Linked DNA regions of Mus musculus: all the other regions are linked to region 3. A link is a loop called in an ENCODE intact Hi-C map of the cell type or tissue named here. Cell type or tissue: heart. All regions are shown on one strand.

The links. A loop is a pair of places that touch in the nucleus more often than their neighbours do. Peaks named below come from ENCODE experiments on the same cell type or tissue, not always from the same donor. Only the 100,000 strongest peaks of a DNase experiment are listed, where the experiment ranks them.
Region 1: it touches region 3 in a loop (4-fold over the local background); 2 of 42 quality-filtered maps call a loop at or near these places.
Region 2: it touches region 3 in a loop (3-fold over the local background); 12 of 42 quality-filtered maps call a loop at or near these places.

Annotation. Positions count from the first base shown.
Region 1 is chr1:170,288,027-170,296,026 of GRCm38, reverse strand. No RefSeq gene overlaps it. Among named protein-coding and RNA genes, the nearest start is that of Gm7694, 14 kb to the left of the region's middle. In heart, a CTCF peak has its summit at 3,339; no DNase peak of the experiment used is centred here; H3K27ac peaks cover 594 bases.
Region 2 is chr1:170,774,475-170,782,474 of GRCm38, reverse strand. The region is part of intron 14 of Atf6 (activating transcription factor 6); the gene reads left to right. Among named protein-coding and RNA genes, the nearest start is that of Gm23523, 27 kb to the right of the region's middle. In heart, a CTCF peak has its summit at 4,619 (motif pointing right); no DNase peak of the experiment used is centred here.
Region 3 is chr1:170,628,033-170,636,032 of GRCm38, reverse strand. It overlaps the pseudogene Gm7299. Among named protein-coding and RNA genes, the nearest start is that of Olfml2b, 12 kb to the left of the region's middle. In heart, a CTCF peak has its summit at 3,453 (motif pointing right); a DNase peak (open chromatin) is centred at 3,442; H3K27ac peaks cover 544 bases.

The DNA of each region.
Region 1 (8,000 bases), 340 kb after region 3:
AGTGCAATGCTAGTGGGGAACCCTGGTTGAAATTCTGAGCCTGCACCCCAGATGCTGTTCCCAACTCAGAGAATTTCCTATTGGTCAGCTTTCTCACCAGTTTTGGAATTAATCTGAGGTATGTGAATGCTAAGAATGTTCAGGAACTTTGTAGGCTTCCATTGTCTCTTCATTCCCTGCCATCCCAAACCTCTGAATTTCCAAGCCCGGCCTGGCCATGATTAGCTCTTGAGATTTTGACCCTCTGGGTCATCTAGGCTTCACTCAGCAGTGCTCCCCACAAGGTCCTCCAGGTTTATAACACCTCACATGAAGCACACCACCACCACCACCACCATGGCTCTCCTGGGAGTAGGGACAAGCACAGATTGATCATGTGTTCAGACTCACTATCTCCTAAGTACAAGTGGCGTGTCTGCTTTTCATCTCTCAAGAAAGCTTGCTTCAGAATCTTCCAGTTGTGCAGTGAAATCCCTGTGGAGGTCTTTCCCCCTCCGGTGAGCCTTCCTCCCTACTGTCATGTTCACCAGGGGCACAGGATGAAAGCCCAGTCTTCCCACCACCAACTTCGTACTAATGAGAAAATTCCTCCACTTTCGGTATCTAGGGACCGACCCTCTTGAGACACGAGTCTTTGTGTCCAGCTTATCTCCAGCTGCTGCCATGATGAATAGGCCAGCCCAAGGGAGCCTGGGGAAGCTCTACCCCCAGGAAACGTGGCTATTAATACAGACAGAGAAGCAGGCCTGAAGAAATATTTAAGGACCAACTGGAATACACCAGACTGCATTCTCTCCCGTGGGAGTTGCTTAAGTTTATGTTGGTTGCATGGAGCAGAAAACATGGCCTGTGTTTTCCTTTACTATAGGAAAAGAAAAAGGCCCACAAATCAAACCCCCCAGCAAACTGCAGCATTCTTCTCCTTTTACCATTTCAATAGTCAGCTCTTCCCAATGCCATCTGCTTAGCTACCTTCTTCCTTAAAGCATCCCTCTGTTTGCCGCCTTATCTGTCCGAAGCTTGTGCCTCTTACATAATCCTAGTTGGCTCGATCTGATGTTCAGCCTACACCGTGGGCCAACGCACTGCTCCCCAGGAAGTTTGGGATTGTCCCAGCCACCGAAGGGTAGTCAAGCCTGGACTTCCGAGGCAGAGGGAAGTAAGTCCAACCAGCTTGAGACATCAGCACTGTAGATGAGTTCCCAACACCTGCAGTTGACCGGCCCAGACTTCCCATGTGCCCCTTGGTTCTTCGTAAACTGTTTAGATTAGCCTTCGTGGCATAGTTAGTCCTGTGTGTTGTCTGGGACAAAGAGCAGAGCTGGAGAATGCTTTGTAGTTGAGAAGGTTTGGCTGGGGAAGCTTCATTGTTTGGAGATACTGTGTTGGCCTGTATGGGCAGCGACTGTGTGCATTACAGCTCACGTGTAAGAGTAGTTAGAGTATGGGTTAGGGACTTTGGCCCGGCCTCTCCCATATCAGTCAGTGACTCTGGGTAGTGTATGTTGTGACCAGGACTAGGGCCTTGCTGTGAAGTGAGATGTCAGATGGTTCTCTGTACTCTAGGTCACCCTCTGCCCAGCCTCAACCTACCTACTATTCCAAGCTTTTATGCTGCTATTTCATCTCTGCCCCAGAACCCCAGAACATCAGAACACCAGGACCCCAGGACCCATGGACCCCAAATTGCCCAGAATCTCTTCCCTGCCTTTGTTTTAGTTTTGGTTTTTGGAGTTGGGGTTTGACTACATAGCCTAGGATAGGCTTGAACTTGCAACCCTCCTGTCTCAGCCTCCCAAGTGCTGGGATTACAGGTAATCGCCACCACCACTGCCTCAGCTACACTTGCGCCTTCCTCCGATTTTGTCAGGCCTTGACAATTCATCCTTCACATTTCCACCGGTGTCTTCCCCTCCCTCTGTTTCTTTCTGCTGTTCCCAGTCTATTGTGAATGTGAAGTCACAAGGTCTGGGCCAGGCTGAGCTATATGTTCCCAAATAGCACCAATCAGCTGGGGGACCAAGTATGCAAACGCTTAAACATATGGAAAATATTCACCCTCAACATATGGGGAATATTCACCCTCAAACCCCACCCTACCCCATGCTGTGTGGTCATATAGTCCCAGGTGGTTTGCAGAGCAGTACAGCCTTTTGTGTCTCTCCTCAAGTCTCTGAGAGCTTTTGGGACAGGGCTCATACCATCTTCAGTTCTTAATAATCCATTTGCCATTCTAGGCCTTCACTGGTGGTTAATTGTATCTCTGAAGCTCCTATGTAGTTAGTCCAGCAATTGTTCTGATCAGTTTGCACATGCCCTCTCACTTGAATTTTTCTGGAATGCTATAATCTTATTAAGCCCATTTTCCAGACACAGATAAGCTTTTACTGTGGTCAGAAAACCCGACGTGCATGATCTCATTAATTCTCACATCTTGAGGGGAGCTATCTTGGCAGGACTGGGGGGGCGGGAGAGGTGGAGGGCTATGAACCATACACCTGATGAAAAGAAAAGTGAGCCCCAGAAGGCCAGGGTTATCATGTGTGCACGAGTGGGGGTGGAGGATGAGGGGTGGTGGAGATGTCACTCATCTTCCCTGCCACCATCCGGTAACTCTGTGCATTTCCATCACACCAGTCTAATGAGCAATTCCAGGAACTAGTCATGGCCTAGAAATATCTTTTTGAGTTTGACCTTCTCCAAGGATAAATGGAATTTCTCCAAACACTGATTATTCTTTCAAAATGGGAATTTAGAGACCCTTTTCTCTACCCCTTGTTCTTTTTCCAGAAGAGGGAACAGCAGACTATGTTTTTTAAATGGTGCTAGGAATTTCATGGAACCCCTATGGTAACACTTCAAAGTAAGAGACCTTATCCTTGTCTCCTAGGCCCCAGATCAAAACTTTAGGGATTTTAAGGACTTTGTCGATCATCCATGTCAGCCAATAACAAAGCTGCTGTTAGGGTCTCCACAAAACATTGATTTTCCAGGGTGTTTGTAAGAATCTGCGCTGACATGTAAGCATTTCCTCTTGCAGAAGACGATGGAGCCAAGAGGCAGGAGTGCTTACAAACCCCTGGAGGGACGGCTTATGTGCTTACCTGGTTATCGACTCCGAAGTTCAAGCGTTCAACTGGGCACTGAGTTCTGTTTGGCAAATACCTGCCAAGGAAAATCGGTCAGGTTTTGCAGCTACCATGGTTACTCAAACAGTGCTTGGGAAAAAAACACACACACAAAACAAAACAAAAATCCTTGTGGTACTATTTTTCTTGATGGCTGCCTGACCCCGTGTGGATTGATTTAGGATCGCAGTTTCTCATTCCTTCCACAAAAGATTTTTCATGACAAAAATGGCATTAATAAATGCTGCCCTCTGCCTAGAGTAGCTGGTATTTACACTAACATCATTCCACCCACGGGTAGTTTGTGGAGGAAAAAAATTAAGAGAGATGACACTTCTTAACTAGACATTCCAGATGAGGAGAGAAACGGATGGGAAGAAAGACTTTGAATAAAAGTATAGTGTCTGGAATGGCCATGCAGTCCTATAGTGCCTGCATGAGGGAATCTGGAATTTGAGAGCAGCTTGAGCTGCCTAGCAAGTTCCAGGGCAACCTTAGTTACATAGTGATTGAGGGTGTCCAAATGTTTGAGTTCATGATGATGCACACAGTTAGAGGTGGGGAGAGGGGAGCAGAGACACACAGAATTTCAAAAATGTATAATTGGTAACAATTCATAGAAATTTAATATTATAAACCCAGCTTTTAAATTTCCAGGAAAAATAACCAACTGTGAAGGAGAATGCAGTTAGTGCTTTCTCAGTAAGATGCCCATGCACAAAGTTAAAGGGACTAAAGTTAGTGACTTAGCATTTTTACATTGTGAGCTTTTAATCTACCATTTGCTACTTAGTTAGTTATCACAATGCCTAAAACGTATAAAATCTAAAAGACATTATAAAGTATTTAAGACTAAAGAAGGTTTATCACTCAAAAGATCAGCTTTAATGGGGATTCTAAAAATTTTCTAGGATACAAAAATTCCCTTGCAGTAAGCATGCTAGTAAGAATACTAATGAATCAGGAGGGTACTGTATACTTGGAGGTGCATAAGAAGAAAGGATGGGTAATTGACTCCAGAATTTATTGTCATTTAAGTGATAAAGGACACAAAATGAATGGGCTGAATTTTAAATAATATCAGAAAACCACATGGGATTAGTGATGGTCACAAGGAAAATGAGGATTTCCTAAATTGTAGAAATCCATATACTTACAGTATTGTAGGAAAATAAAAACCCAGAAATATAGGCTATAATGAGTATTGGGTAAACCAAAACAGTTCAATAGAGCTTTCATATTTAAAGCAATAATTCCTTCTTCTCAGTTGATAGCAGAAGAGGAGGGAAAAGGAAAACAAAAGGACAGTAAGTGGAAAGAATAGGGTGCTGTCTGTCTGAGGCCAGCCTGGGCTCCATAGGAAGACCCTGACTCAAAATGGATATAAATGACTGACTCTGAAATGCCTAAGATAGAATTGATTAATATCAAAGAGAAAGAGAAGACACAGAGTAATGAATGAGATAAATCTGTAAAAAGAGCATTAAAATAATAAAGAGAATGGCATGTCAATGAAAATGAAATGTCAATCACTATGGAAAAAATAATGGAAAAAAATCACTGCAAAACAAAAAGACCACACTGGTAAAATAATGTGATAAATCAATTTTTATTTTTATGTTTAATTAATGATAAAACCCTTCTCTTCATGAAAGGCTCACACTTAATTTTACAAACAAATACTAACATATTAAAAGAACAGCTAGGGAAAGGTGAAAGGTTTTAATTCATTTACTTGCTGTATTATGGTTTGGGGCTGAAATATTCTATGGACTGATGTGTTTTGTTAATTTGCCTTATCTTTTAAGATAATTTTTTATGTGAATGGGTGTGTTTGCCTCCATGCATGTCTGTGTATCACATGCCTATATGGTGTTCATAAAAGTCAGAAGATATTGAATCCCTGGGAACTGGAGTTATATATAGTTCTGAGCTGTTGTATGAGTGCTGGGAATTGAACTCTGAAAGTGTAGCCAGTGACTTTAAGCACTGAGCCATCTCGAGTCCCAGACTCATGTGTTTGAACTCCTGGTCCCCAGCTGGTAGTACTATTTTGGAAAGTTGTAGGATCTAGCTGGTCTTTGAGGGTTATAGCTCAGCTTTTCATCTGTTTCCCTTTTTTCTGCTTCTGGATCTGTCAAGTGTGAAAAGCCACCATAATGCCATCCTATTGCCATGGCTTCCATGTGATGAAGCAAACTTCTGGAGTCATGAGCCGATATAGTCCCCTTTCCATTTATTTCCTTCTATCAAATAGTTTGTCCTTCCAGTAACAGAAAAAGCAACAAATACAGTTTTGTGAATTTTAGTGTAGAAATCTTATATATTAACTCATTAAATTTAATAGTTTATTGAAACACAATATATCAAGTTAACCAATGCAAGGAAGGATAGCTAGTTTGATACCTATTTCATTCATTTTAGTGACTAAACTTTATAACACAGTGAAGATATAAGGAATGTGCCAATCTTGATAAATGCAGAAAATTAGAACCATAAACTTCCATTTTTTTCATGTAAAAATCCTAAAATGGCCTTGATTAGAAATACTTACTAAAAACCTATAACAATATGCTTAAATTGAAAAAAAATAAACATTCCTATCTTATTTACTTTTCAATTGCTGTGACAAAAGCCCATGGCCAAGACAACTTATAAAAGAAAGTGTTTATTTGAGTTTAAAGTTTCCGAGGGTTAGAGTCTGTGATGGCAGAGCAAAAATATGGTGACAGGAACAGCTAACAGCTCACATTCTGATCCACAAACAAGAAGAGAACAAGCACACTGGGAATGGCACAAGTCATTTGAAACTTTAAAGCCCACTCCTAGTGATACACCTTTTCCAACAAAGCCACACCTCATAATCCTTCCCAAACAGTTCCACCAATGGCAAGCAAGAACTAAAGCATAAGCCTATGGGAACCATTCTCATTCAAACTACCACATTTCCTCCAAAATAGTGCACATAAAACAAGAGCATCCATTATGATGACTAGGGATTAGTAGGGGCCCTCGCCAATGAAATAAACCTAAAAAGAGGACAGATCAGTATTGAAAAGAAAGAGAGCCAAATGTTATTAAGTGAGAAATTTACACAGGACAAACCCAGAACCAACAGATAAACTAGCAGGTATAATGAGAAAATACTCTGCAAGTCTCATAGACTAGTTAAAAAGTAATCACATATAAGATTTATGGCAACTGAAAAGGATTAATACAATGGAATATACAAAGCCAGTATGTTAAAAACTTGGATCTCCTTTACAAACCACCACAAATGACTGGGTAAATGCAGGAAGCATATATATGTATAGGGAAATATCCCAAAGATACCCATTTCTTTCCTAATGATAAGACAATGGCAGTTTCATTCAAAACTCTACCACAATATCTTGAGCAAGTTAACATATAACATAAAATATATTGGAATAATGACGAATTGCTAAGATAGTTTTGAAAAAATAGGAGAGGGCAACTTGTCCTACAAAGCAGGCAATAAGCCACAATTTATCAAGGCAACGGTGTAAGACATAGCAAAACCGGAGTACTAAGACTATTGTGATATTGTATAATGAAAGAGCCATAAATCTGAGTGAGAGGAGAGATGAATTACCAAGCAGATTCATTGTTAAGATGGATTACTAACTAATAGGGCTCCTACAATTGAAATGTGAAACGGGCTTAATTGATTTGAAGAAAAATATAGTTAGGTTTCTACCTCCGATGATATACATAATTAAGCCTAAATTCATCATTTATTCAACAGATATTTATTACCTACTATGTGTGGGAGGTTTTTTGGACCCTGGGTTATATGTCAGTGAAAAGGGGGAAAGCCTTTCTATGCTGTTAACCCCTAAATATAGAAGATAAAAGTTAAAAATCAGTAGAAGAAAATGAAGCCTCATTTTTTCATGACCTTGAAGTGGGGAAGGACTCCTTCCTAGACAAGAACAAGAAAATCACAGAGCATAAGGGAAATAAATAACTTCATGATGTAGTAAATATGAGCCCATGGATCCACCCATCTGGTCTAGAGAATGCCCCACTTCAGGGTCATGAAAAATGTGACAGATACACACTGTGGAACATGACATGTCAGATAGAGGCACTGAGCAAGACGTGCACTCAAAGCTGCGGGATCAACCATACAGTACTTCCAGAACTACAGTAATAAGAAAATCGAAGTAACACTATCATATTGTGTACAGAAATTCCAGAGACACCTGTCCACAGTCAGCACTGTGTATTTTACACCCAAATCTAATACCTTCTATCAAAAATATAGAAGTGGCTCACATGGAGGGAGGTGAACACTACAAAAGAAATTAGGAATGGAAGGAAGAAAATTTATGAAATGAAATAAACTAAAATATTTTTATAGACTGATGCAGATAGTAAATTAAAAATTAAGGAATGCATAAACTCAGCTTTGAGGAGAGGGAGAAGAGAAAAAAGAAAAGAGGGAGGAGGAAGAAAGAGGGGAAGTTTTCCATTGTGATCACTACAGATTGGAGTGATGAGTCGGAAAATATATCACCCCCACCTTGACCATTCTGCAGGACAGACTTGGGCTCTGAGACAGCTCCAGAAATCGAGCCATCTTTTTATCTTTGGCTAAAACTGCTCTGCTCAAACTCCCAGCCATTGGTCTGAGTTCTGCAATTTGGCTTTATACTCAGAGACACATTCTTCACAGAACAGCACTTCAAACACATGCAATAGCCATTAATAATTGTAATAATTATATAATAATATAGTAGTATAATTATATCATACTTATATGTAATTTCAATATAATTATGTTGTAATTATATTATTAATAATATTAACATGGTCTTTACTCTTCCAGTGACATATGCTCAAAGTTTC
Region 2 (8,000 bases), 150 kb before region 3:
TCTGCGCATCTTTGCCTCCGCACAGTGGGCTCCTCCCCTTTCCTCTCCTCTTGGGGCTCCAGACACTCACACCTTGTTTCCCCATAAGTCTTTTTCCTTTTTCCCTCCCTTTAAACTTGTTTTGGTATGATTTGGAAGGGCAGGGTGAAGAATAGCTTTTCTCAAACTTCCAAGGCACTTTGAATGAACTATACATAAATAAGGAAAAGTTAATTTGATGTTTCTTTTTCTTAGTGTGTTTGTATAATAGTTTATTTAGGGAGGGTGCGTGGGTTAAAGAAGGTAAGCACATGAAGTTATGAGTATGGGCCAGCAGCAGATGCTCAGAAGAGGAAAGTTAGGAAAGTGACTCCAACGAGGAGGAAAAAAAAAAAAAAAACGGAGAAGGGTGAGGAACACTGTGACCTTAGCTGTCATTCCAGTGACCTTTGAAATGCTGTCCATACATTCTTCTTTCCAAGACAGTTTTAAAATCTTGGGGCCGTTTCTCTTTAAGAACAGGTTTTCTGGCTAGAGAGATGATCAGTTAACAAACTGCTTGGTACATTCATTTAAAAGCTAGACATGGTGGCATGCAGATACAGGAGGAGCCCTTGAGCTTATTGGTCTATAGCCAAATTAGCAAAGTCTGCATTCAGTAAAAGACCTTGTCTCAAAAAATAAGGTGGAGCCATTATGTAGACTTCTGGCTTCCACCCACCCAAATCTACATGCACCACACACACACTCAGTACCAGAAATGGGTGTGGGGAGCGGTGAGAGAAAAAACACAGGTCTTTTATATATTCACATACACATATATGAATATTATTCCAATTTATTTGCTATTTATTTTTTCAATAAGATAGATACATAAGAATACTTTTGCATATTTTTAGTTTTTGTTAGTTTGTTTTTGTTTTTAGTACCTGTTCTTCATATCATAAGTAAACACTTTTGTGTCTTCTTGGGTGTTTCAAATGCATTTGTGATATAAAGGAAGAGCTGAGCTTCAGCCATATGCCTGACTCAGAGATGGTTTTTTCCTCCAGGTGTTCCCTCTTCCTCAAGATAGTACCATATTTGGAGGTGGATTTCATGCCTTAATTGCTTGTAAGACATAGATGAGCACATCGTGTATATATGGCATAGGCTGTAAGGATTACCTAGAGCCATAGGGACTCACCATATATGATATAGGAATTGAAGTAGCATAGCAAACTGGTTCAGCAGCAAATAGCACCTAGAACACCAATGTCTTTCTTACACATAGCTGAGTCAGATTCCTCAGACACAAAGGTCATTATCAGTCAGTTGGTACTCTCTTGTATGAAGGACTGTTGTGGGGATTTAGCTCACCATGTGTGCTCTCCTTTTGTAAGCCTGAAACGTTATGCCTGGGGCCACACTGTGAGAAAACCTGAACTTTAGCTGTACGCATCCTCAGGAGATGAATGCTTGCTGGTGCAGGCTCTTGAACCTTCATAAACATTATTATAACACAATAGTTTGATTATTTTAAAAACTCTTTCTTATGTCAGCTCCTGATTTTTAAATCAGAAACACTCTTCCTCTCATCTGTGTCATAAGTCTACTAATGGCAGGAAGCAGTGTGTGCTTGTTAATTACTACCCTGATACTCAGTACAGGCAGCCACTCACTACCTGTTGAGTATAGATACTGTGGCTGTTAGAAATGCACTGTTCTTCATGCATTTCATTTACAAGGTATTTTCCATGTTTGGCATAAAGAAGTGCTCTGCACAGCATAAGCTATGTGGCGTGCAACAGAGTTAGGCAGCACTGGCTTCTCCCTGGAGTGCTCCAGCCAGAGTCACAGCAGCTTTCTGTCTTGGCTCCAAGCTGTCAAGGTGAAGAAACTACCTGATGAACTGCGAGTGTTTCTCAGTGTCATCAAGGAGAACCTTAAGTTACTCTTACTCTCATACAAATGTAAGACAGCTTTTTGGAGCAGATGGGCTGTAATAGACCTCTCTCTGGTCTTTGGCTTACTGTGAGCTCTGGAGAAAGGTTACTGTCCTATACCAGATTTAAGCAACATGCTCGAGTACATGAGTCAGAAACTTAAAGCCTTAGACAGACTGTAGAAAATGCTCTGATGATTGCAAACTTTGCTTGGTGGTGTTATTTACATGAAATGCTTGCCAAAGGTGTATTCCCATGGGTGACCACAAAAGCAATTTGTTGCTAGCAATACATATATTAATTTCCTAATACATAAAGAATGGCCTCTTCTCTTCTCTTCTCTTCTCTTCTCTTCTCTTCTCTTCTCTTCTCTTCTCTTCTCTTCTCTTCTCTTCTCCTCTTCTTCTTCTCTCTCTCTCTCTCTCTCTCTCTCTCTCTCTCTCTCTCTCTCTCTCTCTCTCTCTCTCTCTCTCTCTCCTTTTGGAGACAGGGTTTCTCTGTATAACCCTGGCTGTCCTGGAACTCACTTTGTAGACCAGGCTGGCCCGGAACTTAGAAATCCACCTGCCTCTGCCTCCCAGATGCTGGGATTAAAGGCGTGCGCCACCACCGCCCGGCTGCATATTTTCTTAATGTGTATAATTTAAACCTTAAAAGTTTAATTTCATATGCAAAGCATATTAAGTGATTAGAAGTACTTGATTGCATACAAAACAATTTTACACACACACACATAATGTGCTTAGAAGCAGAGGAATTTCCTTACTGATAAGATAAATTAGTCTATAAACGTTGCTTTAAGAAGTCAGTGCTCTCTTGTTTGCAGAGTTTGCAGCTTGGGTGTACACAGGGTCAGCCATTTTCTTCTGCCTTTTCTTATGTGACCTTCAAGCCAAGTTCTAGCTGAACAATGAGTAGCTGACCTTGGAGTAATAATTGCATTTTAGAAAACGTCTTACCTCAGAAGATGGAATTCTTTTTAAAAGTCCCCTGTTTAGAGTACTCTTTCTCAGTTTTGACTTTCCTTAAGATGGACTTGCATTCAGGTCTTGACATGTATTATAAAACAATAGAACAGGGTTATTTAAGTATCCTCTTCATGTAAGTTTACTTAATGAGAGCCAGGTGTGGTGGCACAGGCCTTTAATCCCAGCACTCTGGGAGGCAGAGGCAGGCGGATTTCTGAGTTCGAGGCTAGCCTGGTCTACAAAGTGAGTTCCAGGATAGCCAGGGCTATACAGAGAAACCGTCTCGAAACCCCCCACCCCCCCAAAAAAAAGTTTACTTAATGAGTATATTATCAGTACTCTTTTTATAATCCCTTTTCATTTCATTATACATAAATTGGCATCTTTATGCAGACTTTGTACTCCACAAAGTTGTTTTCAATATATTCATTAATTCCTTATATATAACCATGTATTTCTAGTCTTATTATTGATGATAAAATTGAGGCAGAAGGAGGTTAAAATAACTTTAAGATGCAAAAAGCATCTAATACAAAAAGCATTAGAACAATGGCTGAAGCTAGTGACACTTGTCTATAATCACAGTCCTTGGGCAGCTCTGCCCAGGAGGTCATGAGTTCAAGGCTAACTAACCTAGGCTTCTAACCAGGCGCCTAAGACCAGCCTGGGCTACAGAGTAAAACTTTGCCTCAAAACAGCAGTATCAGGGTGTGGTGGCACATGCCTTTAATCCCAGCACCCAGGAGATAGGGAACAGCCTGGTGTATATAGTGAGACCTTGTCTCATAAAGCAAGACCCCCAAAGCAGTCAACAGACAGTAAGTAGGGAAATACATAGATCAGTAAATGTGCACTGCGACACTTACACGCGTGATTCTAGCACTCAGGAGAATGAGGCTAACCTAGCAGCACAGCGAGGCCCTATCTTAAAAATGAACAAATATTTTGGCAGAATTTAATAGTTGATAGATCAACTTTTGATAGTTTTCCTCACATTAAATTTCAGGGTTTTTGTAATGGTGGAAAATTTTTCTCCAAACAGAGATATATTCGAAGAATGAATATATATATAAGGGCCTGCAGTTTAGCTTTCAGTGTGCCTCTTACTGATATTTACTGTGACTTAGAACAAACACATAACCCTCGTATCTTTAGATTTCTTATCTATAAAGCAACAACCTTAGAGAGGACTGTCACTTCCAGTTTAGCTTTAGAAATGTGGTTTTTATTTCTGTAGTTTCATGTGTGTGTATGGGGGAACAATGTTTCTCTAGAAGGCCGTGGCATTGCTTTAAACTCTTAGATGCTACTAAATAGTTCAGTCTTAGAGTTTTGAAAAACAACAAAATATGAAGTTAAAAGTTTTGTGATGGCTGCCAGTTTTGTGATTTACTTAATGTCCCTATAGTGCACAATATATCAACCTTTAGTTATTATTTCTATAATGAAGTTATCCCATTTTACAAGTTATGGAAGTGAAGTACAGAAAGTTTACTGTAACATGGTTCAAAAGTGGCAGAGCTAGAATTTAACCTAGGCAAGTTTCAGCACAGAGTCTGTGTGTGTGTGTGTGTGTGTGTGTGTGTGCGTGTGCGTGTGCGTGTGTGTGCACGTGTGTGTTTGTGTGTGTGTGTGTATGTGTGTGTGTGTGTGTGTGTGTTTGTTTATTTAAATGTGGGAGTGCTCTGTCTGCATGTACACCTGCTTGCCAGAAGAGGGCATCAGATCCACCATGTGGTTGATGAGAATTGAACTCAGGACCTCTGAAAGAGCAACCAGTGTTCCTAACTACTAGCCATCTCACAAACCCAGAGTCTGTGGAATTAATCATTTTCCTACATTGCCATTTTAAAAGCTTTTATTTTCATATCTTTCAGAACAATCAATTTGGAGTTTCATTCTGTCACTTTCTTTGTCCAAACACATTAGAGTTGCTTTGATTTATTTCCAAAGAGAACAAGACCAAGGCAAGCCCTTGTGAAAAACCAAGCCACCTGCTAGAATGTATAATTGTATAGGAAAAACACAACAAGCAGAAAACCACAAGGGAGCATTGTAAGAGCAGGAAGAGAAATGGAAGAGTGTACTACAGATAAGGGAGAAAAACATCAACCTGTTTATTTTGTTTAAAACTTAGAGGAAGAGTTCCAGAAAGAGGCTGTCAGTAGCACCAGGTGTCATAGGGTCCCTGAGAATGAGAAATGAAAAATCTCACTTATCTGTATCGACTGAAAGTACTCGTGACTGTGGGCACATTCATGGTGGAGGGATCAAAAAGGATCCACACTAGAGATAAGAGAGAGAATGAAAGAGATCCAATGGAGGGTTTGGTAAATATGGCATTGAGTAGAAGACATGAGTGCTTGTGTGTAGTCAGGGAGAGCTTGACTGTGCTAGGCAAGCACTTTCTCCCTACAGATAGAGACCACTGCAATTGGTTACCCTACACATAAATATAGGAAGAGTTATGTTTTGTGCTTGACAGGTGTTCTGAAGGACATAAAGCAAGTCAATGCAATGTTCATTCTCATATGTAGGGATGTTTTTATGTTTAAAGTAAAGCATAGAGAAAGTTGCAGAGTGTTTTTGTTTATTTGCAGTAGGACTATAAAGAGAAAGGGTATATTGAATCTAAACTGTATTTAAAAATTAAAGCAATGTTTAAACTCTTCCCAAGATATTAAAAGTCTTCCAGGTCATGAATAATTGTTATTAATAAATGAGGAAAAGACTTTAAAATATAAACGTTGCTGGGTGGTGATGGTGTCTGCCTTTAATCCCAGCACTCGGGAGGCAGAGGCAGGTAGATTTCTCTGAGTTCGAGGCCAGCCTGGTCTATAGAGCAGGTTCCATGACAGCCAGGGCTACACAGAGAAAACCTGTCTTGAAAAACTATATAATATATATATATATTAATAGAACTGTTTCTAATTAAATTTATATATAGTTTTCGAGGTTCTCCTCATATAAAAGCTAAAAACTAGCAAAGTAGCTTATGAAATCATTTTATGTCTTAACAGAGTTTGGTGCAAGCCTTTCATGATGTCACAAAAGTTAATTATGGAGGAAGCAATTATCACATTATAGGAAACAGCTATGGTTTATGATTCAGGTCTGAAACACTCATGTCATTTCCATCTCCTCCCTCCACATGCAGTGACTTGTTCATTTTGGACTCGTACTTGTTTAACTTTCGACACCTTCAGCAACGTTAGACCTCGAGTTTCATTATTTCTTCCTGAAAAATCTTAAGTCTAGTAATTGTGTGATCTATGTGCACACATTACTGCTAGCTTACTGAGAAGATACTGTTTGAAGAGATGTAGCATCTCTAGTATGGTTAACCCATCGATGCCATCAGGATGGATAAGTAGCTCCAAGTTGAAGCAAACATCTAACTGATTAATGACTTACTGTTGGCTTCATGTCTGTTGTCTCTGCTGTGGTGTAAGTATATTGAGTTCACAAAACCTCTCTGTCTCTGTCTTCCTCCTATCCCCATGACATAGCATAGTGCCAGGTATGTAGCACTTATTCAACAAAGAATAAATGAATGAAAAATTAATGAAATGGATGCCAAATCCATCACTTTGGTACTATCTTTAAGTTATTTTTGTAATAGAAAATGTGTGCTACAGCAGCTTCTTGAGCATTTACGTGTATGTAGGAGTTGCATGTATAGGTGTGGATGCATGTACATGTATATGGACAAGTGTAGAGGTCAGAGGTCAGCTGTGGGTGTTGTCCCTCTGGTGCTTCCCACTGTATTTTTAAACAGGCTTTCTCACTTGGCCTGGAACTCACTAATGAGGCCGAACTGGCTAGCCAGTGAACCCCAGAGACCTTCCTATCTGCCCCTCCCACTCTGCCCATCCCACCCCACCCACCCCACCCCAGTGCTGGGATTACAAGCACATACCACTCTGCCTGAATTTTTTTGTTATTTATTTTTCATACACTATATTCTGATCATGCTTTTTGCCTTCCTCACCTCTTCCCAGATCCTCTCCACGGACCCTCTAACCCAGTGTTCTAGGATCAAACTCTGGTCTTTATGCTTACATAGCAAACTCTTCAGTGGCTGAGATCTTTGCCCAGCCTCCTCCTGAGCATCTTCCTCAGGGCCATCTCTGTCTCCCTGACTGGAGAAATCAGTCTTTGAAAGTGAATGAGTGAACTCAAGTGCAGCTCTACAAGTCTGAGTGTCACTGTGTTCTAACGAGGTTCCAGCGAGATCTTCATGTTTCATATTTGAGAAACTAACCTTGGTAATATGTAAACAGAGGTGATTATTTTCATAGATTTTTGTATCACTTTAACCTCCAGAATGACTAAGCCTCAGACTGATTAGTTCCGGATGCCTTTCCATAATGTGCATTTGTGATGTCCTAAAGGACACTACTGTGTTAACCTTTCATTCACTGTGCAGTATGTATTTTGTTAAAAAAAAATTAAGAAACGTTTGTCAACTTAAATTGTAGACTAATTTTTGGATAATTTATCTCGAGTAGACTGTGTCTGATTATACAATGCTTTGAAATAAATCTCTGTAGAATGGCTTTTGCCATTGCATGAAAAATACCTTTGAGAGAAAGACAGCACCAGTGGCGCAGGGAGAACAGATAGAGGCCCTTGAGGTGACCTGATGGTAGCGTTGTATGCTGAGTCGGCTCTGCATGCAGCCTCTTAGCGGGCGTGTTCATGCAGCTTTGTAGTCTGAACTACGCAGAGAAGTGTAACCTCTTTTCTTCTCTCTATCCCTCTTCCAAGAATGCTTTCCACAACAGCCTGAGCTCTATTCTTTCTCCAACAGCCCCCTTCTCATCCCATGCTGGCTTGTCTGCATTGCAGGGAATGACATGGCCTTTTTTTTCTCTGTTGACTCTATCTTCCTCCTTCAGGCAGCTGCCAAGATTTACAGCCTGCTTCTCTTGGGATATTTCTTTGAATAAAAAATTCCTTGAGGTTCAAAAGGTCAGGGTGCAATGGGGACTACCATGTGCCAAAGTTGAAAGATTTGGGGTGGGTAGAAGTGGGATTAGTAAAAACAGTGACTTATGTAAGGGAATGTGTCCAGTTCAAAGGCCATTGGCTCTGACTCGAGGCCTTGAAGAGTGGATAACTGAGG
Region 3 (8,000 bases):
CTTGCCGATTCATTTTTGGTGTGCTATTACACATTTTTTTGCTGTGTAGATGCCCGAGGCTGACAGAAAATACTGTTTGATTCTAACAAGCTCTCTTGAAAGGAGGAGAACATGATATGATCTTAAAGAAAAACAAGAGAGGAAAGATAAAGAGAGGAAATACATTAATAAAATACCTCTCTTGCATTCCACTCCGCCCCTCCTTTTGACATCCCATTCTGCGTCTTTCTGTGTGGCCCATGTCTAGGGCCAGCTTTGACTCCAGTTCTGCTCCATCCTGAGTGTTCAGTTGGCTTTTAATAGCACCTTGCCCACAGACAGTCTTTCTACAATTCCACACTGAAAGATATTCTAACCACTACATGCAAAATGACAGAACTATACAAACATGAATGTAGTCTGTGGGTAGTAAGATAGCTGAGCCCAGGAGACCTGGCATCTGGTCTCAGAGTTGCCACCTCAGTTGTGTGGACCTGGGAAGGCACTGGCCTCTCTGAGAAGCCCCAGACCTCAGTTTTGTATCTTGCCAAGAAATTGGTTTGACCAGATGATTTCCAAGTGGCTCATTTTAAACCTAAGATGCTGAGTCCTTTTCTTTTCTTTTCTTTTTTTCTTTTCTTTTCTTTCTGTTTTCCTCTTCTTTTCTTCCTTCCTTCCTTCTTTTCTTTCTTTCTTTTTCTTTCTTTCTTTTCTCTCAATCTCTCTCTCTCTCCCTCCCTCCCTCCCTCCCTCCCTCCCTCCCTCCCTCCCTCCCTCCCTTCCTTCCTTCCTTCCTTCCTTCCTTCCTTCCTTCTTTCCTGCCTCCCTTTCTCCCTCCTTCCACCTATCTTTCTTTCTTTTTTTCTTTTCCTTTCATTTTCTTTTCTTTTGTTTTTGAGACAGGGGTTCTCTGTGTGGCCCTGGCTTTCTTGCTCTGTAGTCCAGACTGGCCTTGAACTCACAAAGATCCACCTGCCTCTGTCTCCAAAGTGCTGGGATTTAAGGTGTTCCCAAGATGCCAGATTCTTGAGCAAAACCAAGGAGCTTGATTTATTGATCCTGTTGAATGCTCTCAAACACAATGGCCTTGCATGTAGCTTTCCACATTCCTGTAAGCCATTGTTTGCTGCAGAGATCACCGAATACCTAAGCGGTGAAAAGTATTTTCATGGTATGATTCTCAACAACTCTGCATCCTGTTTCCTTAAATTCTAGTTTAATGAGTATTAATTAATTGATAATCCCTAAATTCTAACTGGAGAGCTACTGTATGCCAGGTAAGGGACAGGGGAGGGGTAGCCTGGCTATCCCAAGGTTGGCTGCAATGAGTGAATTCGCTGGTCACTCTTGGTGGACGTCTCCTGTCTCAGCTGAGCCTGGTTGTTGAACTGTAGCTGGCTGTAGGATGAGGATGGTTTACGACCTCTCCCCATTTCTCTAAGCCATGCCGGGAAAACAGACACCTTTTCCTTTATGCCATGGGAGAGAAAACAAACTCACCGAGTGTGCATCATCAGAGCACAGTTCTTAGTCCACCTAGAACCCAGGGCTTATCTGTTCACGAGTCAACCCTGGTACACTCACACCTGTGAAGTGAGGTTTCTCTGCTCTCCAGCATGTGACATTTATTCTGTCCGGAGCACTTGGTCATATTTCAGGTGCTAGATGCTCACTTTTAATTTTAATTGCTCTTTAGGTTTTTGTTTTGGTTTTGGTTTTCATTTTGAAGTGTGTTAGAAAAACAACATATAGGGGGTGGGGTAGAGAGATGACTCTGGCCAAGAGTACATACTACTCTCAAAGAGGACCTGAGTCTGGGTCCCAGTACCCATGTCAGGCATTTACAACTTCCTGTAGCCTCAGCTCCAGGGGATCTTCTGGCATTCTCAGGCTCTACACTCACACTCACACACACACACACACACACACACACACACACACACACACACACACACACACACACCCCACATGCACATGCACAGTTTAAAACAAGCAAGCAATCAAACAAAAACCCACTCCTATAATTAAAAATTTTTAAAAATGTAAAACTCATTACTCCATGATTATTGTTTGAGCCTAAACTTTTTTTTAAAAGAGAATTATTTTAAGGTCCTACTAAAGAAAAGTCAGTCTAGGTGATATGGGGAAAAAATGGTATAAGCATTTGAAAACCTTCACAAACCTCTGAAATTCTCAGACTGCTGAACTCAGGTCACATGCTCCAGTGTCTGATAGCTTCATGAAGACAAAGCTGGATTATGGTCTCCCTAAGTCTCCTGCACTGTGTCCCACCCCTTGGGCAATTGGTACCCTTTGAATGAGGAAAGAAGTAAATTACATCAACGGAAGATGTAATAGCATCTTGTCTCTAGTATCTCCATCAATGGCCCAGTTTACCCTGCCTCTAGTATCTCCACCAATGGCTCTGTTTACCCTGCCTCTAGCATCTCCACCAATGGCCCAGTTTACCCTGCCTCTAGTATCTCCACCAATGGCTCTGTTTACCCTGCCTCTAGCATCTCCATCAATGGCTCTGTTTACCCTGCCTCTAACATCTCCACCAATGGCTCTGTTTACCCTGCCTCTAGCATCTCCACCAATGGCTCTGTTTACCCTACCTCTAGCATCTCCATCAATGGCTCTGTTTACCCTGCCTCTAGCATCTCCACCAATGCTCTGTGTGTCCTCAGCATTCGAGGCTCAATGATGTTGGGTACTCGCTCACCTTTTACCTGAACGAATGGCTCGTCATAGGCTGCAGATGTGTTAACTAGGCCAGCACTATTATTTTTCGTTTGTTTTCGTTTATGAATTTGAATGTCTTTGGGTAGGGTATACCTTAGCTACAGATCTATTGCTGTGAAAAGACACCATGACCAAGGCACTTTATAAAAGAAAGAGTTTAACTGGAGGCTTGCTTACAGCTTCATGGGCTAATCCACACCCATCATGGTGGGGGTCATGGCAGCAGGCAGGCATGGCACTGTGGCAGTAGCTAAGAGCTTATTTCCCCATCTGAAGACAACAGACACAGAGAGAAGCTGGGCCTGGCACGGACTTTTGACACCTCAAAGCCCACAGCTCCTCCAACAGGGCCACACCCCTTAATCCTTCCTAAACTGACCACCGACTGGGAAATAAACATTTAAATATTTGAGCTTATTAAGGGGGGGGCATTCGCACTCAAACCACTACAGGGTATATACTCTACTTTGCTTAGCCTTTTTCTTTCCCTATAACTTGGTAATTACCTTAGTACAAATTTGCAAACCCTGGCTTAAAGGGCTTAACTTCCCTGGTGTCTCAAAGGGCTGGCTCTTCAATCATAGAATTTGATGGCGTACTGCTAGGATTCCCAGGGAGTCATGCACAGGTGTCCAGCATGTTATTGAATCTCTAGCCTAAGCAGAATTTCTAGGACAGCCCTGCAGGAAGAGGCATGGCAGGACGGAGCCCAGCCAGCAGATGGCACTCACTCAACTTTGGAAGATTCAGCTTTCAGACTTGGGGTATAGTGACACCTGCTGTCTGGTGTCATTTTCCAAAACCCATCACATTGCTATCTGAGTTCATTTCCTCCAACTCCAACCAGATTCTTTTCCTCCTTCCCTCTCCTTCATCTGGGTAAAGGCCAACAGGCGTCAGGAAAACTGTCTCATGCCCAGGTCTGCCAGTGTGATTGTGCTATTTTATCTGTTTTCTACTTCTTGGGGGGAAGAAACTTATCTCTCATTGTATATTTTTCTTAAGAATTTTCTGTGGTTTAAATATCTCCCCCCCCCAAACTCTAGCTGAAATTGAACCCCCGTTGTGAGATCTTAAGAGGTGGGGGTCACCTCCTAAAGCTTCCGTAACAAAACAAAAACAGAGCCACTGTCTGGGGACCAAATGTTCAAAGATGTGAGTCTGTAGGGCCCATTTCCCATCCAAACAAACCACACCACTTCCATTGCACCTTTCAAGACTTGAAGGTTGCACGAGGCTAGTCCTCTTCTCCACACATTCTGCAATCCCGTTCAGAATGGAGCATTGCTTCTGGGTCACTATTTTCCTAGACAGAGACACCTCTAGTGCTTCTAGTTAATCTTTCTCACTCTAATGGCTCTCCCATAGGTTTGGGAACCATTGTGTGGATTTTGTCAGAGACCAGGCATGCCCAGTCTAACCATGTACTAACACCTGGAGAAACCACCACAGAGAAGTCTCAGAACTCACTGGACCAATTGTGTGTCAGACCTAAGGTAAGAACTCGCTCAGTCACTCGACTTCCACAAACCTCTTGACTGACTGGAAGGCTACAGCGACATTTTGGGTTTTCTAGAACCAATGCCCCTTAAGAGGCAGAGCCCAGGTCTAATGGGCTCCTTCTCTCCAGGGCGCAGCCATCTCTGTAAAAGAGCATGCATCCCTCTGGGGAGACGTAGAGAAGAGGGAATCAGACACATCTTGGGGAGTGTACAGGAGGTCTTCCTCACAGGGGTACTGTAGGCTTCGATTTTTTTAAAAAGCCAACCTTTTAAAAAACTTTATCTGCATTTATTTTATGCTGAATTTATTCCCGAGCCGTGAGTTTTTGTTTCTTCAATTTCTTCTGGGATATCTTCTTCTTCTGTGCAACCTCCTCTTCTGGCTTTGGAACGATCTGTTCCTTCTCAGTGAGGATCATCTCAATGTGGCAGGGGAGCTCATGTATGGGTTAATCCGGCCATGAGCTCTGTAGGTTCGTCGGCGCATCTTAGGTGCCTTGTTCACCTGGATGTGTTCAATGACTAGAGAATCTACGTCTAAACCCTTAAGTTCAGCGTTACTCTCGGCATTTTTAAGCAAGTGCAGCAAAAATTCAGCACTCTTTTTTGGCCACCGACCCTGTGTCCAGCCCCACTGTTTGGCCTGGGCGCACCTACTGACTCCACCATTATACCGCCGAAATGGCACACATTGCTTCTTTAAAGTGACATCTTTCAGATACTTGGTGGCTTTGCGGATGTGCATACCCTTGATGGCCTGGGCAGTTTCCCGGGTGTTCTTAAAGTGAACACGAAGGTTTGACCCTCTTGATTTGCATGATTTTGTGAGGTTTTCTGGGTCAAGAGAGTAGCGAACCATCTTGGCAGGTGACCTCTGGCCGCTTACAGGAAGAGCAAAAAGCCAACTTTTAATAAGAGTTTTCAAATACTTCGACACCCCCCCCTTCTAGCCCACCATCCAAAGGTAGGGGAGAAAAGATGGTAAATAGGACAAGGGGATGTGGATCCATTTACAATAGTTCCTTTAGGGCAATTCCAATCCCTTTTTGTCAGGATACCAGTAGTAATTCAATAGTATCAGGATACCAAACATGAATCAGTAGTGGTGGCATGACTCAGCAGAAACCACCAGGCCTCCATCGAATAAGCATGAGCCAGCAGGTGTGACCAGGACCAGCCTGGACTTCAGGAGAAGCTCTCTGCTGGGCTCCTCTCAACAAAGTGAAGATCAGGGAACACAAAGACGAAGATGTGAAACAAACAAATCGTTGTAAGGCTAGCCATGCAAATGTGCCTTCCCTGCCCATTGAGTCCTATTTATACACACTCCAGATGTCGCGCGTCCCATGCTTTGCCACCTGCACCTTGGCTCAGTCTAAATCCAAAACCTTGGGAACCATCAGAGCTAAGCATGACTTTCAGTATGAAGTCGAGGGTCTGAGATCCTGGGATTCTGATGTCAGAGAACAAGGCTGTCCCAGCTCTAGAAGAGATAAGAACTTTTTTTTTTTTTAAATCTATTTACTCTATCTAGGCTGAGGGTAGATCTTGCTTCCTCTGTTTGTTGTTCCAAATGCCAATGTCTTCCAGAAAGCTCATCACAAATAACTGAAAATAATGCTTTACGCTCTTTATAGCCGTAAGTGTGAACATCCTCACAATTAAAATATAAAAGCAATTTCAGACACCTGTTCAGTATGTTACAAAGACACTGACAGTCTCCTGACTCTAATCCTAGCAACCTGAGTAGCCAGGGACCCACATGGTTAATGGTGAGAACTGGCTCCTTCAAGTTGTCCTCTGACCTTCACATGCACATGTACACACACACACACACACACACACACACACACACACACACACACACACACACACACACAGGAATGTAATTTTAAAAAAAAAGGTTCTCATACAAACCTGACTCCATCTTAGCCCAGGCTTGAGGATGAAGAATGGTATGAGATACTGAGAAGAACATCACTAAGCTGAGACACTGAGAATGGGGAATCTCACTGTGTTAGGCAGACTTCAGCTCTCGGTAATGCTCAGCTAAGACTCTTCCCATTCCCTCCATTAATGTTAATGAGGTCTGGGAAGGTAGCTCAGCAGTAGAGTTTTTGCCTGGGATATGCCAGGCCCGGAGTGCAAACTCCAACATTAAAAATAAATAGAGAAGTCTAATGTTACGTTTGTTATTTTATATGTAAAATATATAACATATAAAACAATTAATCACTTCTTATTTCCATTGGAAATTTGAAAATTGATACTTTCATTTAATCTTTACAACTCTGATACAATCTTTCCAGATGTTATAAATAATTCTAGGTCCAGTGAATCCCATCTCAACCTATCAATTAAGGCTGTTTTTGGAGAGGGTGAGCCAGGGATGAAGTGTCTCCTTGGACTTGAGTTTTGTGCAGGTGATAAACATGGATCTATTTGCATTCTCTTACATGCAGCCATCCCGTTCTACCAGCACCATTTATTGAAGTTTTTTTTTTCTCCAGCATGTGTTTTTGGCTTCTTTGTCAAAGGTCAGATGTCCATATATGTGTGCATTTATGCCCGAGTCTTCATAATTGATTCTATTGATCAGCATGTCTGTTTTTATGCCAATACTATGCTGTATCTATTACAGTATCTCTGTAATATAGCTTGAAATATGGATATTGCTTTGATTATTTAGGATTGTCTTAGGTATCCTGGTGTGTGTGTTTCCCTAGGAAGTTGAAGTTTTTATTTTTCAATTTCTATGAAGAATGTGCTTGTATTTTGATGGGGATTATACTGAATCTCTATATTGCTTTTGGTAAGATGATCATTTTCACAATGAGCATGGGTGGTCTTTCCATCTTCTGGTGTCTTCTTTGATTTCTTCAGTGCCTTAAAGTTTGTATTATACATACAAGTCTTTCATTTGCTTGGTTAGAGATATCCCAAGACTTTTTGTTTTTGTGTTTGTTTGTTTGTTTGCTTGTTTATTTTTGAGGCTATTATGAAAGGTACTATTTCCTGATTTTTTTTTGTAATGTGTAGATAGGAAGGCTACTGATTTTTATATGTTAATTTCTAGGTGCTTAATGTTGTCTACATGTAGATCTAAGTAGAATCGAAAGATTCAAATAGGCAGGGAACAGACAAAGCATGAAGACAGAGACATCAAGCTTTTCATCCCACTGTAGTCATTGAGCCGATCTCTCTCTCTTTTGATAGATCTGTCTATCTATCTATCTATCTATCTATCTATCTATCTATCTATCTATCTATCTATCTATCTATCTACCTATCTACCTATCTACCTATCTAATGCATTTGAGTGCCTATCTAATGCATTTGAGTGCCTATCTAATGCATTTGAGTGCTCTATCTGCATGTACACCTACATGCCAGAAGAGGGCATTAGATTCCACTATAGATGGTTGTGAACCACCATGTGGTTGCTGTGAATTGAACTCAGGACCTCCAGAAAAGCAGCCAGTACTCTTAATTGCTGAGCCGTTTCTCCAGCCCCTTATCTTATCTTTTCATGCTAAAGTGAAGAACTGGTGTTTTTAGCAAAAGCGGCCTTTACATTTTTGCTAAAAATGTAGGCAGTTTTAAAACCCACATATCTGTGGTATAAACACCAGTAGGCTGGTGAAAAGTTGATAATGGATTGCTCGACTCTGCAACCTCCAATATCAGTGATTTGTAAGTCAACTAAGAGCAGATCCTGTTGAGCATGGCAGTTCACACCTGTGATTCCAACATTCTGGAGGCAGAGGTATAAGG